3 separate regions of the Homo sapiens genome follow, and all the other regions are linked to region 1. Evidence: chromatin contacts called from ENCODE Hi-C or POLR2A ChIA-PET data. All regions are on one chromosome and are shown on one strand. The core of a region is the stretch at or near the end of the contact, and the rest is flanking DNA. Distances in the headings are between cores, read along the strand shown.

What was found. A loop is a pair of places that touch in the nucleus more often than their neighbours do. ChIA-PET counts read pairs that join two places held with the same protein, here RNA polymerase II (POLR2A). Pooled maps may share reads with other maps.
Region 2: a pooled map shows a loop between it and region 1 (6-fold over the local background). The contact joins the enhancer-like site here to the promoter of SETD1B in region 1. A Hi-C loop is called at or near these places in 1 of 50 pooled maps. POLR2A ChIA-PET finds 5 or more read pairs at or near these places in 3 of 52 experiments (WTC11, activated T-cell and naive thymus-derived CD4-positive, alpha-beta T cell).
Region 3: a loop to region 1 is called in a pooled map, with 5 times the contacts of the local background. The contact joins the promoter of DYNLL1 here to the promoter of SETD1B in region 1. A Hi-C loop is called at or near these places in 1 of 50 pooled maps. POLR2A ChIA-PET finds 5 or more read pairs at or near these places in 2 of 52 experiments (MCF 10A and activated T-cell).

Annotation. Positions count from the first base shown.
Region 1 is chr12:121,801,980-121,805,258 of GRCh38, forward strand. SETD1B (SET domain containing 1B, histone lysine methyltransferase) reads left to right here and starts at 2,030. Exons shown (of 17, transcript NM_001353345.2): 1 at 2,030-2,254; 2 at 2,745-2,932; 3 at 3,139-3,237. The coding sequence starts at 2,759. LINC01089 (long intergenic non-protein coding RNA 1089) reads right to left here and starts at 967. Exons shown (of 4, transcript NR_152740.1): 1 at 652-967. RefSeq lists silencers at 1,575-1,824, 2,095-2,224, 2,265-2,324.
Region 2 is chr12:120,085,533-120,088,811 of GRCh38, forward strand. The region is part of intron 8 of BICDL1 (BICD family like cargo adaptor 1); the gene reads left to right. Among named protein-coding and RNA genes, the nearest start is that of RAB35, 30 kb to the right of the region's middle. RefSeq lists an enhancer at 1,793-1,872. Within about 2 kb of position 1,564, at least 21 of the 41 ENCODE cell types and tissues checked have a DNase peak (open chromatin) inside an H3K27ac peak, as active enhancers do.
Region 3 is chr12:120,494,383-120,497,661 of GRCh38, forward strand. It overlaps DYNLL1 (dynein light chain LC8-type 1), which reads left to right and starts at 1,731. Exons shown (of 3, transcript NM_003746.3): 1 at 1,731-1,834; 2 at 2,034-2,171. The coding sequence starts at 2,040. NRAV (negative regulator of antiviral response) reads right to left here and starts at 1,564. Exons shown (of 2, transcript NR_038854.1): 1 at 1,441-1,564. RefSeq lists silencers at 1,275-1,324, 1,615-2,134 and an enhancer at 1,389-2,055.

The sequences.
Region 1 (3,279 bases), core at 780-3,279:
TTTCCTGTGACGGCTTTAGTCTCTCTACACAAAGAAAAGGTCTTCCTTTCCCTCACCCACCAGCTCCCCCCAACCCCCAACACCAAAGACGAGAAAAACAGGGCTGTTTTTCTTCAAATAGATCGATTTTCAAAGAAAGTGTACAAGCTACGGGGAAGAAAGCTGACTAGCATTTAGTGCTGTAAACATTTTCAAAAGCATAAAGCTAGAACCTTAGCTTTATAAAGCAAGATCGTCTCAAGCATCTTAACTGGCTTATATTAGACAAGAGAGACAAAGACATACATGCAGATGAAGGTTCGGAAAATTAAGGACATCTCAGCAACATTAACATCAAAACTGTACTGCGTCAGGACAGAATGGATTGGGTACTTACAATGTAAAAGGTTTTTTAAAAACTAAAAGAGTAACAACTGCTCACAATTTTTTGTTGCTGCCATTTCGCTAGTCCTAAAGCTATATACATTTAAAACATTACCTTGTTAAAAAGAGAGAAGGAGTTAATAAGATGGCCAGGTTTAAGTGTTTAATAGAGGAAACTAGATATATTTAAAAATTTATTGTTCAGTCAAGAGAATACAGATTAAGACAGCTCCAAGCTCCCCCCACCCACCCATAGAACAAAAAGAGGAAAAAAAATATGTCATTTACTTAGGTTTTTTTGGAATTCAAAACTGTTAACTGCTGACATGAATGGTGTGCTATGACCTAGTTATACAAGACAAAGATGGATTCCAAGTCATAAGGAAAAATCCAGATCTTTTTAAAAAGTCTTCTCCAGTCTTCCAACTGTGAGTCCTTGGGCCTGTTGACAAATGTTAAACACACTGAGACGTCCTGAACTGGATGGTAGAGTCAAAGGAAAAACATTCCCCATTTGCAACAAAGGAAAAACCCACTTGGCCATTTAATTCCATTGCAGAAAAATGGCTTCCCTCATCTGTTGGCCTCTCCTTCGTGTCTGATGAAGGATGTTTTGAGATCAGCGTCTAATAACTCAAGCCCTATAGAAGCCGCGCGCTGATTGGCTGCCGCGCCCTGCCGCCCTGCTCCAGCCAATTACCTACCCACGGCCAAATTACAAACCCCGAAAAGAGCCCCAATATGAGCTACACCAGCTCCGAGCCCCGGCGAGGCGGCTCCTGCGCCTCGGCCGCCAGAGAGGAGCGGCAGAGGGGGCTGCAAACGCGTCCTCGCGAAGCCCGGGAGCCTCGGAGTTGAACTCACAAAATGGAAGCCGCGCGCTGATTGGCCGCCGCCACTCCCGGACCTTTAATAAAGAAAGGGGAAGGAAAAGATAAATGCAAAAAAGGGGGACTCTCTCCTCCGCGGGTGGCTGGAGGAAGGGGGGGAAGCATGTGTTCAGGACAATTACAGGGCGCTCCCCTCCAAAAATAAAAACAGAAGAAGGCGTCTATCGCCCAGGTCCAGGCGAGGGCTGCATCCTCCCAGGAATGCGAATGCTAACGTGGTGAACCCTGGTCTCCCTTCCCCAGCTCAGCTCCGGGGAGGGGGTCGCGGGCCGCAGGAGGAAGCCGGAGCGCAGATACCTCGATTGCAACTCCTCTGAGTCGACGCCGGCCTCCCCCCGCGGCTCCCAGCGTCCACACACACCCTCGGCCCCCCAGACCCCAGCCATCTCCCCGGGCCCCGCGCGCCCGCCTCCGGCCCGGGCAGTTTGGAAACAGTTTTGCAGGCCCGGGACGCACGCCGCGGCGGTCGCGGCTCTGAGGGTAGTCCCGGCCGCGGGAGGTAGAGCCCGGGGAGACCCCCTCCCCCGCCAGCCAAGACCCCCACCCCAGTCCCAGAAAAATAAATAAATTAAAAGGCCTTCCCCCGGGGAGGGGGAGGCAGTGTGGGAGCGCGCGAGTGAGGGGTGGGGGGCCGCTGGGGCCCGGGGCTTTGGCGGCGCAGCTGCCGCCGCCGGGAGAGTGCCTGGGGAAGCGGCGAGGAAGGAGAGGGGAGGAGGAAGAGGAGGAGGAGGAGGAAGAGGAGGAGGGTGAGCGCTCGGGTCGGGCTCCTTAGCGGTGTATTGTGGGATGTGCGGCTACTGGGAGCCGAGCCTCCGCCGCCAGCCGCCTCCCGGGCAGCAGCAGCAGCAGCGGCGGCGGCAGCGGCAGCAGCTCCGGGCCCGGCAGCCGCGGCGGCGGCGCCCCCCCTTCCTGGCCCCCGGTCCGGCCGCCCCGGCCTCGGCTCCCTCGGGGGACACCATGTACTGGCTGGCGGCGCAGGGAGGCCGGCGCCCGGCGGGGATGTAAGCGCGGCTCGGGGAGGGAGAGGCCGCGGCCGGCAGCCGGGCGGCCCAAGCCCCCGGCCCCGGCCCTGGCCCGAGCGGGCGAGCGGGCGGGCGGGCGGCGGCGCCGCCAGGCCCTGCCGCCAGCCTCGCGCCAGAGCCGGGCCGAGCTAGCGGGTGAGCGCCACGCCGGGCGGCCGGGCGGGCACCATGGGCCGGAGTCCGCGTCCTCCGGGCGCCCCGGGCCCCGCCAGCCCGCCCAGGGGACCCCCGGGAGCCCCTCGCTGCCGCCCCGAGACGGTGGCCGAGCGGGCGGGCGCGTAATTCTCCCGGAAGGGTTATTCTCTCGCTCCATTCTTGTTTTGGGGGGAGCCAGCGAGACAGCTCCTTTCGGGGCGCGCTGGCAAGGTGGGAGGGGGTGGGGGCCTGCCGATTGGATTCTTTCGCGTGTGTGTAGAAGCGGCCGCCGCCGCCGCCGCGGCGGAGACGACAACAACTTGCTGGTTTTCAGGTTGGGTTAACGGCATGGAGAACAGTCACCCCCCCCACCACCACCACCAGCAGCCCCCGCCGCAGCCCGGCCCTTCGGGCGAGAGGAGGAACCACCATTGGAGAAGTTACAAGTTGATGATTGACCCGGCTCTGAAAAAGGGGCATCATAAACTGTACCGCTACGATGGGCAGCATTTCAGCCTGGCGGTGAGTAGCCGGCGCGCCCCCCCAGCCGTGCCCCGCGTCGTGTCCGGGGAGACGCGCCTAGCGGCCAGGGACCCCCCGCCCGATCCCCCGGCCAACTGTCAGACGGGGCCCCAGCCCTGGAGTTTGACAAGTGCCTCGAGAAAGGGGTCTGCCCATGGGGAGGGGGACCAGTTCTCTCATCCCGGCCCCCCAATTTCTCCCCACAGATGTCCAGCAACCGCCCGGTGGAAATTGTCGAAGATCCCCGGGTCGTCGGGATCTGGACCAAAAACAAGGAGCTGGAGCTGTCGGTGCCCAAATTCAAGGTAGGACCCCTCCCCACTGCCCCGCCGTCCCTCCCCCACCTC
Region 2 (3,279 bases), core at 314-2,813, 1.7 Mb before region 1:
AGGCCAGGCAAGGGCGCCTGTAATCCTAGCACTTTGGGAGGCCAAAATGGGAGGATTGCTTGAGCCTAGGGGTTCAAGACCAGCCTGGGGAACATAATGAGACCCTGTCTCTACTAAAAATACAAATAAAAAATTAGCTGAGTGTGGTGGTACATTCTTGGAGTCGCAGAGGTGGGAGGATCACTTGAGCCCAGAAGGTTGAGGCTGCAGTGAGCTGTGATCATGCCACTGCACTCCAGCCTGGATGACAGAGCAAGATCCTGCCTCAAAAAAAAAAAAAAAAAAAAAAGGCAGAATGAAGATAGAAGTACACATGGGTTGGTTACCTTCTCTCAGACAAGAAGCTGAACATTAAGATCATATTCTGTCATCAGCATGGAAGGTGGGATGGAAGGTGGGGGATACAAACAGAGAAAGTGTCAGGGTGCAGGAGAGAAGAAGCAAGTTGTCCAGTCTTTCTCCCTTTAAAAAAAAAAAAAAAAAAAAGTAAAACCTAGCTCTGCCACCTGGGTGAGCAAATCTACATGAAACCTTGTAATGCATGCTCTTGCCTGCTTTCAAAGGAGGCCCAGTTACTATCCAGGAGTCTGATTAGACTTGCAAATTCTCCCCTCTGGAAGGATGCCCCCAGTAGGGAGAACTCTGGAGCAAGGGTCCTGTCCTTCCTGGACTCCTATAGAACAGGGCTGGCTGGGCAGTTAGGTTACTCTGGGAGGATAGTTCTTTTCCCATACCTTAGAAATGAATTTTTGTTATACAAGAATTGAGACGACAAGCCTAAGGAATCATTTAAAGAGGAAACCACACCCCCCATTTGTATAGTAACTTAGTTTTACCAGATACTTCTTCCATATACGTTATCTCTGATTCTCCATCCTGGCCGCACATTACAATCATCTGGGGAGCGCTCAGACACCAGGAACCTCACCAGAACAATACAGTTGAAATCACGGGGTGGGGTCAGTTGGGTGGGGCCCACTTCTTTCCCCCTTGATTTTAATGTGTAGTCAGGGGTGAGAATCCCTAAGAAATATAACTTCCTTCTCGTCACTGGGCTGCAGAAACCTTAAGGTGCACCTTCTCCTATACAATAAATGAGTTTCAGGAAAATTAAGTAGCAATTTTTTTATCTCCTTGCAGGTGAAGGGCCTTCACTAAAACCAAAAATAAATCTTGGGCTAGCAATCTGCCTTACAAAAACAAGTCAGTTACTAGTGGTTTCATTTGTAAAAAGGAATTATTCGAGCCCTTGGAATATTCCTATTTTTAAAATGTGATTAATGTGTTGATCCTGGTCTGGGGTTTCCCATGAATGACGAGCACTTATTCCTTGGTGAGCAAATGTCCCAACGGTGCAGCGCGTGGCCAGGATTGGAGGTCGTCCAGGCAGCCCCTGCCTCAGGGCGTTTTTTGGCAAGGAAGGGAACCCCACCATGCCCGGCGCTGCGCCGCGGCTGTAGCCCTGGGCCCATCTGTCCCTCGCCGGCAACGTTAGTCAGCACATTCCTGGGGCTCCCGCTGCTCTCGGCGCCACCTGCCGGGGGACGCCGGAAGCTCAGGAGGCTGTGGCTGTCGTGGGGCACCACGGGTTCTGACGCTACTGGAGGGGTGTCCATGGCAACCGATGCCGCGTGAGGATTTCCGCTGTTTGCTGCCAGCCAATAGCAGTGGGTGTGACGGAGGCAGCCTTCGGCATCTGAGCCCTCAGCATCCATTAGACGGGCTCGGGTCCCGTCGCTGCCGCAGTGGGCGGGGCTGACGCGGTGGCTGAGCTGTCTGGAGCGGTTTCTCTAGGGAAGGCAGGCGGGCCGGCGGGCGGGGCGCACTTGCGGTGTCGGCACAGGTGACTAATTGCTCGGTAGACCTGAAGCCAAAGAAGAAGTGCTGGTCGCAGCAGTGGCCTGAGCACTTTGCAAGTGGGATCCACCTGTTCCTTTTTCTGGCCGCACTTCGGTTAGTGCGGTCGGTGTTGTGAAGCTCGAGCTAGGCGGCCTCTGCAGGCGGATCCTCTAGCTGCCCTTGAGCCCTGCACATTAGTCGCTGGCCCTGTACAAGGAGCATGCTTTTGTTAGCTTTGCTGTTTTGAGTGCTTAAGGGAGCGATTAATGAAGGCAAGGGCTAAATAATACACGTTTCTGCAGTTGGGCAACCAGGGCTGCCTCTGCAGAGGTCCTTCCACCTTTATTCCCGTTCCCCTGCCCTCGAAAAAAATTAATTTTCTTTTGCATTGAACAGCCGTGATTTAGGAATGTTGGGAAAGGTGAACAAAGTAATACGTGAAACACAAATGTGAAAATAAAAAAATGCAAAATAATGTCGGAGGAGTTACCCATCAGTAATCATCACCCAGAGATAACCAACTAGACATTTTTGTGCATATCCTTGAACACACAGGCAGTTTTTTGTTTTGTTTTGAGACAGAGTTTCGCTCTTGTTGCCCAGGCTGGAGTGCAGTGGCGTGATCTTGGCTCACTGTAACCTCCGCCTCCTGGATTCAAGTGATCTCCTACCTCAGCCTCCTGAGTAGCTGGGATTACAGGCAGCATGCGCCACCACGCCCGGCAAATTTTTGTATTTTTAGTAGAGGCGGGGTTTCTCCTTGTTGGTCAGGCTGGTCTCGAACTCCCAACCTCAGGTGATCCGCCCACCTTGGCCTCCCAAAGTGCTGGGGATTAGAGGCGTGAGCCACAGCACCCTGCGGACACAGGCAGTTTTTGTTTTACAAAACTAGTATTATACTAGACCTTGTTTTCTGGTGCTTTTTCCACTCAGCAATATGTTATGAACTGTCAATAAATATTCTACCTCATGGTTTTTTGTGGGGTTTTGTTTTTATTTTTTTGAGACGGAGTCTTGCTCTATTGCCCAGGCTGGAGTGCAGTGGCACAATCTGGGCTCACTGCAAGCTCCACCTCCCAGGTTCAAGCGATTCTCCTGCCTCAGCCTCCCGAGTAGCTGGGATTACAGGCACCTGCCACCACACCCAGCTAATTTTTGTATTTTTAGCAGAGATGGGTTTTCGCCATGTTGGCCAGGCTGGTCTCGAACTCCTGACCTCAGGTGATCCTTCCACCTTGGCCTCCCAAAGTGCTGGGATTACAGGCACGAGCCACCGCGCCTGGCCACACTTTATGGGGTTTTTTTGTTTTTTTGAGACGGAGTCTTGTTCTGTCACCCAGGCTGCAGTGCAGTGGCGCGATCTGGGCTTACTGCAAGCTCCGCCTCCCGGGTTCACGCCATTCTCCTGCCTCAGCCTCGCCAGTAGCTGGGACTACAGGC
Region 3 (3,279 bases), core at 481-2,980, 1.3 Mb before region 1:
TCTCCTGCCTCAGCCTCCTGAGTAGGTGGGATTACAGGCACGTGCCACCATGCCCAGCTAATTTTGTATTTTTAGTAGAGATGGGGTTTCTCCATGTTGATCAGGCTGGTCTCAAACTCCTTACCTCAGGTCATCCACCCGCCTCGGCCTCCCAAAGTGCTGGGATTATAGGCATGAGCCACCGCACCCGGCCTATTCCCATCTTTTTCTTTCTGGAGTTGTGTGCCTCTGCTCAAATTGTTTTATTTTTATTTTTTGAGATGGGGTTTGGCCATATTGCCCAGGCTGGTCTCCAACTACTGAGCTCAAGCGATCCCCTTGACTCGGCTTCTCAAAGTGCTGGGATTACAGGTGTGAGCCATCATGCCCAGCCACAAATTGTTTTAAGGAGTAATGAGAGTAGATGGTCAGAGGAAAATGTAGAAATGTAAATAGGAAGCTTCCAGATACATGATTAACCTGATAACTTATTTATGGAGGTTCGAAAAATACATTATAGGCATTTCAGAGCTGGTTGTTCAAAACCTTGCTGTGGCCTTTGGGATAGTTGTATAAACTGACAATTATTGATAAGATTCATTGATCATTTACTATGTGCCTCACATTGTGCTGAGAGAACTTCAAATGTTTAATACTGCTAACAAGCGTATGAACTGGTTTCCTTTTACATTTAGTCCTCCTTTACTTAAAGAAGACATTCAAATAGCTAGTAAATGACAGTGCTGGGATTTAAATCCAGATCTGACTTGTCCCTCAACTCCCCCAAGATCTTGCTTTTTTAACCACTTCGTGTCTCCTCCCTAAGCCAGAGGGGACGTCATCTCTCTAACGGCCGCTTTTTCGTCCATTAGAATACCTCCTCCTCAGAGATAAATCCCAACCAAGAATCTCTCCCACACAGGAAAGACTGCCTCACCTGAGCAAGAAGCTTCACCCTGGACAAAAACCCCGGGGCTCAACACTCCCAAATCCACCCGGATCCCCATCCCCAACCCCTTAAAGGATGTCCGCATTGCTTGGCAGAGACCCCACTCTTGGGGATAATCCCTTAATTCGTAAGGAAACACCCTCCCTCCTTGAAGCCCTCCCTCAATCCTGAGGATGCCCTCCCCTAAATATTTCAGAGCAGAACCGACTACAAATGGGGCCCAGTGCAAAATGAAAACGTAAGGGTCCCTCCTGTGAGACTGCACTGCTGGTTTACCCACGAAGCCGGCCCTGCTTCAGAGATACCCTTTCAGTAAAGGGAGAGGCCACCTCTGTCGTAATCCTGCTAACCTGGGGTGCGAGATCATGCGACCTGTCGTGGTGGGGGGGCGGGGGGGTGGGGGCAGGAATGGCCACCAACTTCTAGAGACTGTTGTTCGAGAACACACCCTGGGACAACCTCCGTGAATTTGGAATCACTTCCCTTGGCCCCGGCAGAAGCTCCCTTCCTACCTCTCCAGACAGCTGGGTGGTCCTCGTAACCCGGCCGGGGCTCCACCTTCTGGGTGTGTGGGCCTCGTAGCGTGCGGCCCATTGCCCGGGCAACCGACGCCGTGAGCGGTGCATTGTGGTCTGCAACAAAATGCAGGAGAAAGATCCTGAGGGAACCATGGAGTCAATGGACCAATGGAAGAATGCCGTGGGCTGCGTCAAGCCAATAGGGTCGCGCGGCGAGGGGCGGGGCCGGCGGGAGCAGGGCGGGGCCTGAGCACTAGGCGGCGGCGGCTGGCGTGGGGCTGCTTAGATGCGCCACGGTTTCGGTAGCGACGGTATCTCTAGCCGGGCCTGAGCTGTGCTAGCACCTCCCCCAGGAGACCGTTGCAGTCGGCCAGCCCCCTTCTCCACGGTGAGAAACTCGGGGGGCCAGGGGGTGTCCTCGCTGCCTTATTTCGCCCCACTCCGGACTTAGCCCTCCGCGTAGCCCGCGCTTCCTGAGAAGTGGGGTGGGGGGCGTCGTCCCGTGGTGGCGCCGGCCGGGGTGGGGGCAGTTAGTGCCTGGGGGGCGCGGCCCAACTCAACCCCTTACCCCAGGCCTTGCCCACTAGGTAACCATGTGCGACCGAAAGGCCGTGATCAAAAATGCGGACATGTCGGAAGAGATGCAACAGGACTCGGTGGAGTGCGCTACTCAGGCGCTGGAGAAATACAACATAGAGAAGGACATTGCGGCTCATATCAAGAAGGTGAGGATGGGCGCGGGGGCCGATACGCAGCCGGGAGCAGGGGGTTCCTTCCCCCCGATCCTGCTTTCCTAAGGGCGCCTGACAGGTCCCGGGAATACTGCTGGCGGCTTGGGGCGTAGAAGCTTCCAGAAAGGACGCAGATGCATTTTGCGCTCCTGTGGAGAAGACCAGACCCCCGGCGTCCGAAGTTTTTTTTTTTTTTTTTTTAATTACCCAGCTCCGCGGGGGGAAAGCGCCACCTAGCAACGGTATCTAAGATCAGGGAGCAGCGGTTCCCCCTTCTGTGTGGTTCCTGCGCCGAGGATCCATCTGGGTGTTCCGGAGGGGGGAGCTGCGTGGGTGTTTCCAGCCGGGCCGGGAGGAGATCTTGCCAGCCTTCCAGTGGGGAGTTGAGGGAAGGTGGTGGGTGGTGGCGGGGCTGGGGGCTGGGGTAGGGGCTTGGTAAATGGCAGTCTAGAAAGCCGGCAGGACTGCCAACTTCTCGAGCAGTGTTTGCTGGAAGGGAAGAAAGCTGGCAGCCTAAGCCGTGGGAGGGTTCCAGTCGAGAATGGGAAGATGAAAGACTTCAGATGGAACAGAAATAAATGCCTTTTTTGACAAACGCAGCAGTGCGTGCCTCTAGCTTGCAAGAGCGTTACTCCCCTTCATAGCTTTAAAAGGTTTTCGCACTGCGTGCAGTTAGAGTAGCTAAATCTTGTGTGACGCTCCACAAACACTTGTAAGAATTTTGCAGAGAAAGATAACCGTTGCCACCCAATGCCCCCCACAGGCATTCTACTCCCCAGTACCTCTTAGGGTGGGAGAAATGGTGAAGAGTTGTTCCTACAACTTGCTAACCTAGTGGACAGGGTAGTAGATTAGCATCATCCGGATAGATGTGAAGAGGACGGCTGTTTGGATAATAATTAAGGATAAAATTTGGCCAGTTGACAGATTCTGTTTCCAGCAGTTTTTACAGCAACAGTGGAGTGCTTCAGTATTGTGTTCCTGTAAATTTAATTTTGATCCGCAATCATTTGGTATACAATGCTGTTTGAAGTTTTGTCCTATTGGAAAAGTCTTGTGTTGCAGGGGTGCAGTTAAGATCTTTGTGATGAGGAATGGGATG